2 separate regions of the Homo sapiens genome follow, and region 1 is linked to region 2. Evidence: read pairs that join two places in POLR2A ChIA-PET (ENCODE). Cell type or tissue: GM12878. All regions are shown on one strand.

Region 1 (2,500 bases), 720 kb after region 2:
GACACAAGAACAGTGACATGGAGGGGGGAGCTCGCCAGCTACTCTCCCCATCACGCAGGCTGTAGACGTCAGAAACCAAAGTTCATCGGTTTCTCTGCCTTGTGACTCGGGCCACAGGAACTGCATTCAGACGCCGGCCTGCTGTGGTCTGCACATGCAGTCTCAGACACCCACGACAAAGGACGTGGACATATGTGAACACTTCACACACCCAGGGACTACACACACTGAGCCACAAAGGCCTTGCACACGGCCACAGCTGCAGAGTCACAGATGCTGACACAGCTTCAAATGTGTGTGCCGGGTGTGGTGGCACGTGCCTTTAGTCCCAACTACCTGGGAGGCTGAAGTGGAAGGATCGATTCAGCCTGGGAGGTCGAGGCTGCACTCCAGCCTGGGCAACAGAGCGAGACCCTGTCTCAAAGCAACACACACACACAAAGTTGTGTGTGCACACAGCCTCAGTCACAGGGGAGGGCAGTCATTCCCTCACCCAGGCACCTGCGCGGAGTTACACACACTTAGTCACTGCAGATCCCACAGTGGCTCAGAGCTACGCACAGATATGCAGGTGGGGATGAAAATCTCATGTTCTTAAGAATGCCGCCTCAGAGACAAATTGCAGTACAGTTACAACAGAGCATCCACCCCACACCCAGAGATGGCCAAAGTACACACGGTACAGTCGATCACACAGGCGGTTTCACACATTGATTCACACAGCCAAGTCATGCGGGATTGTATGCACACAGCCTTCTCACAGGAAACTGGGCACACTCGTGTCCCTCACGTTCCCCCACTGCATACCCAGGCACACAGGCTCTCGCAGCCCCAGATGCCAAGGCGCACACCTTTGCACCCGCAAGCACACATACTGTTCACACAACCGGGTACACATGACGGCTAGCCCAGGCCCGCCGCCCACGCAGTCGCAGGCCAGGGTACACACGGCCAGCGCCGCCCTTGGCCACGCCCGCTCAGGCCCAGGCAATCGCGCCAGGCGCACACACGGCGCGAGCACACGTGCCGCGGGTACACGATCCCCAGCTCGCCCGCGCACTCGGCCAGCTCTCACACCCCCGCGTTTCCCGTCCCCGCTTGTTTTTCTGGAAACTCTGCTCTCCCCTCCCCTCCCCCTAGGCCGGAAGTGTTGGCTGTATTTTTAGCCTCTCTGGTTTCCGCCCCTTTCCTTCTTTCCCCGCCCGCCCAGGACTGGCCCCAGCGCCCCGCGGGGGGACCCCGGCCATCCCCTTCCCCACCGTCATTCCAGAGGGGATTCCCGGCCGCCGCTGGGGCCGCGGATTTTCCCGCTGGCTACGTAGGGAGCAGGGAGGAGTCCTGCCATGAACTTCCTTCTGGCCTGGGACGCCCGAGATCTGAGGGGAGGGCTGAGGGCCTGGTCTCCTGGATCTGATCGAGGACAGGCTGGGGGTCTCCCGGGTCTGAGGGAGGAGGAGTTAGGGGCCTGAACCGCTGGATCTGAGGGAGGAGGAGATGGGGGCCTGGACCCCTGGGTCTGAGGGAGGAGGGGCTGGGGTCTCGGGGGACCTGAGGATCTGAGGGAGGAGGGGCTGGAGGCCTGGACCCCTGGGTCTGAGGGAGGGGGGGTTGGGAGTCTCCCGGGTCTGAAGGAGGAGGAGTTAGGGGCCTGGACCCCTGGATCTGAGGGAGGAGGAGCTGGGGGCCTGGACCCCTGGTTCCGAGGGAGGAGGGGCTGGGGGCCTGGACCCCTGGATCCGAGGGAGGGGGGTGCTGGGGGCCTGGAGTCCTGGGTCTGAGGGAGGAGGGGCTGGGGACCCAGGGCCCTGGGTTACTGCGAGGGAGGAGGGACTGAGGCCTTGGCTCCTGGGTCCCCCAGGTCTGTGGGTTTGGGGAGGTGGAGGACCAGTCCTTCTGCGAGCAAAGCATCCCCCTCCTTTGAGAGTGGCCCTATCCCAAAAGTCCTGACTCTTGGGGCCGATGACTCAGCAGATGGGAGAGAGGAGGGGGACAGCCTGACTCAGGGATGGGAAATGCTCCCGGTCTCCAGGGAGTAGAAACTGGAATCCCTCCTCCAGGATTGATCGCAGCCCGAGCTGAGCCGGGCTCCGCGAACCCAAGGATGCCCCCAACCCCCCTTTCCCCGCCTCAATCCTTTAAGCTGCGTAAGGATTTGGAGATCGGCCTAGAGGCGGGTCCCAGGTCCCCCTCCTCCCCCCTTTTTCCCCGTTGTCCTCAAGGCTCTGTTTACAGGAGACGGGAGCCCTGGTTACAGGAGAGGAACCCGAGTGTCCGGGCTGAACCTCCTCGTCACGGCTTCCAGGAAGCCCCCACTCCCCCGCCCCTTGCGAGTGAGTCACGGGCGAGCAGGAGGCCACAACCGTGCCAGAGCCGCCCGCGGCCCGCCCAGCTCACGAGACCGGCCCGGGAAGGCCCCTCAGCAAGCGCCGCACCAGGGATTCCCCCCCGCCGCTCTCGGACGAAGCAGGTCGACGTGGAGCCTGGCAGAATCTCCCCACCT
Region 2 (2,500 bases):
GAAAGGGATCTTCGTACCCTGGGTTCAGAGAGTAGGAAGCCCGCAGGGACCGAGTATGCATGAAACAAGCCCAAGTCTGTGGGGGCTGTACATGGTCAAGATCACAGATTTCCAGACCAAGCCAGCTCCACCCTAGCTGGGATGCCCACCCTGAGACACCCCTCTCTGCTTTCACTGGAATAGGATGGCCCTGACTTGGCCGGGTGGACTGTTGAATCAGAGCCTCTCAAAACAGGAAAAAGGAAAAGGATCACCAAGCAGGAGTTTCAGTTGTCAAAGACAAAACCCTTACCACGATTAAAGATTACTCCAGGGCCTCGCATATTCACCCTTCCACCAGCAGGGCCCAGTTTACGGATCATTTGAATACTAGCAAAAAAACAAGCCATCTGCTGGAGAGATTGAACAGAGGGAGAAACAGGAGTGTTTGCCCTGCTTCCAGACACCCCTTTCCTGTGGCAGTTCCTGCACCTGGCAAGATCTACTGGGGAATTCCCGGGGTCCCACTAGCTCAGGACGGGTGTGTAGCACTTGCCTAAATAACAATCCCATCAGTGCCCTGTCTGACCTTTTCTCCCCAAATGCCAAAGGCCTCTTGTCTGGATGAACAAATCCCTGGGCGGATTTGTCCAGACTAAAACGTTAATTCTAAAGACTGGGCCCCTTAGGCACTCGCTAAGATTCCAGGCCACACTGTCTCAAGGCCAGAATTGGCTTACTTGGCTATCTTTTTGAAAGATCAAAGTTTAAACCAGATGATCTGTAGTCCCCCACCCCCACCCTGAAACCTGAGCTTAGCTGTAAGCATTGAAAGTAAATGGGGTGTTTGTAGCTCACCCTCCCTGTTCTCCAGGTGAAGGGCCCCGTGTGCCTGATCATTTCATAGCAAAATGCTAGATGGGGCCAGAGGAGGCCCCAGCCTCTGCTGCTGCCCTAATTTTAAAACTGCCTTTTGGGAGTGTAAGTTTCCTCTGTTAAAGGTAGTTATTTCAAGGTAGGCCTCACCATCTCCTCCTCCTGGTGAGAAGCTCTGCCTGGAGGGCTGAGCACTGCCTCCCGCTCTGTGGGCCCCACCTGCCTTGGGTTGAGACCTATCTCTTCCTGGACTCTGTGTGGGGAGTGCAGGCTCTTCCCCTTGGGGAGAACCCAGTTCTTTGACGTATAATCTGAGTGGTTTGGGTTGGTTGGTTGGTTGGTTGGTTGGTTTCCCATGTGTGGGATGGCTCCGGAAGTCTGTTTGAGAACAGAGGCAGGCTCAGATGGGAGCAGCTCCTACCCCGGGCCGCCTATCCCCCTTTACCCTGGGGTTTCTTTTAGCTCCAAGCATCCATTCCAGTCTAACAAATCTGGTGGCAGAGTCTCTTTTTTTTTTTTTTTTGAGACAGAGTCTCACTCTGTTGCCCAGGCTGGAGTACAGTGGCACAATCTCGGCTCACTGCAGCCTCCGCCTCCTGGGCTCAAGCGATTCTCTTGCCTCAGCCTCCTGAGTATCTGGGATTACAGGCGTGTGCCACCACGTCTGGCTAATTTTTCTGTATTATTAGTAGAGACGGCTGGTCTCTACTAATAGTTCAAGACGGCTGGTCTTGAACTCCTGACCTCAAATGATCCACCTGCCTCAGCCCCCCCAAAGTGCTGGGATTACAGGCGTGAGCCCCTGCACCCAGCCCCTCTGGTTCTACTGAGACCTCAGATCTTTCATTTATGGAACAAGGGGGTTGGATTAGATTGTTCGCTCTCAGCCCTCACTTCATGTTAGACTCACTAGGTGGACTTTGTCAAATGTCATTGCCCAGGGCCCACCTTGAGGGAATCTGTCTCATTTTGCCTGTGGTGAAATTCAGGTATTTTTAAAAAGCTCCCAGGTCCCATACATCTATTGTCAATTGATTTTCAACAAGGGTGCAGGACCATTCAATGGGGGAAAGAATAGTGTTTTCAACAAATAGTGCAGGAACAACTATTAATAGATACCCATCTGCAAAGAATGAAGTTGAACCTTTACCTCACACCATATACAAAAATTAACTCCAAACGGATCAGATACCTAAATGTAAGAGCTAAAACTGTAAAACTCTTAGAAGAAAACACAAGTGTAAATCTCATGACCTTGGGTTAGGCAATGGTTATTAGATATGACAGCAGAAACACAACCGAAGAAAAATAGATAAATCAGACTGTTTCAAAACTGGAAACTTTTTGCTTCAAAGGACACTATTAAAGTAAAAGGACAACCCGCAGAATATTTACAAATTGTATATCTGATAAGGGTCTACTGTCCAAAATGTATAAAGGACTCTTAAATTCAACAGTAAAAAGACACACCAGTTAAAAATGGGCAAAGGATTCAAATAGACACTTCTCCAAAGAAGATCTACAAATGGTCAATAAGCACATGAAAAGGTGTTCGATGTCATTACTAATTAGGGCAAATCAAAACCATAACCACTACAAATGGTCAATAAGCACATGAAAAGGTGTTCAATGTCATTACTAATTA

Evidence for each region. ChIA-PET counts read pairs that join two places held together with the same protein. Peaks named below come from ENCODE experiments on the same cell type or tissue, not always from the same donor. Only the 100,000 strongest peaks of a DNase experiment are listed, where the experiment ranks them.
Region 1: POLR2A ChIA-PET joins it to region 2 with 5 read pairs; 3 of 35 experiments call an interaction of 5 or more read pairs at or near these places.

The regions. Positions count from the first base shown.
Region 1 is chr19:39,401,655-39,404,154 of GRCh38, forward strand. No RefSeq gene overlaps it. Among named protein-coding and RNA genes, the nearest start is that of ZFP36, 3.9 kb to the right of the region's middle. RefSeq lists enhancers at 169-388, 1,649-2,156. In GM12878, no CTCF peak of the experiment used is centred here; DNase peaks (open chromatin) are centred at 37, 669, 1,007 and 2,379; H3K4me3 peaks cover 2,201 bases; H3K27ac peaks cover 2,500 bases.
Region 2 is chr19:38,685,604-38,688,103 of GRCh38, forward strand. The region is part of intron 1 of ACTN4 (actinin alpha 4); the gene reads left to right. Among named protein-coding and RNA genes, the nearest start is that of ACTN4, 39 kb to the left of the region's middle. RefSeq lists an enhancer at 373-432. In GM12878, no CTCF peak of the experiment used is centred here; a DNase peak (open chromatin) is centred at 1,156; H3K4me3 peaks cover 843 bases; H3K27ac peaks cover 1,882 bases.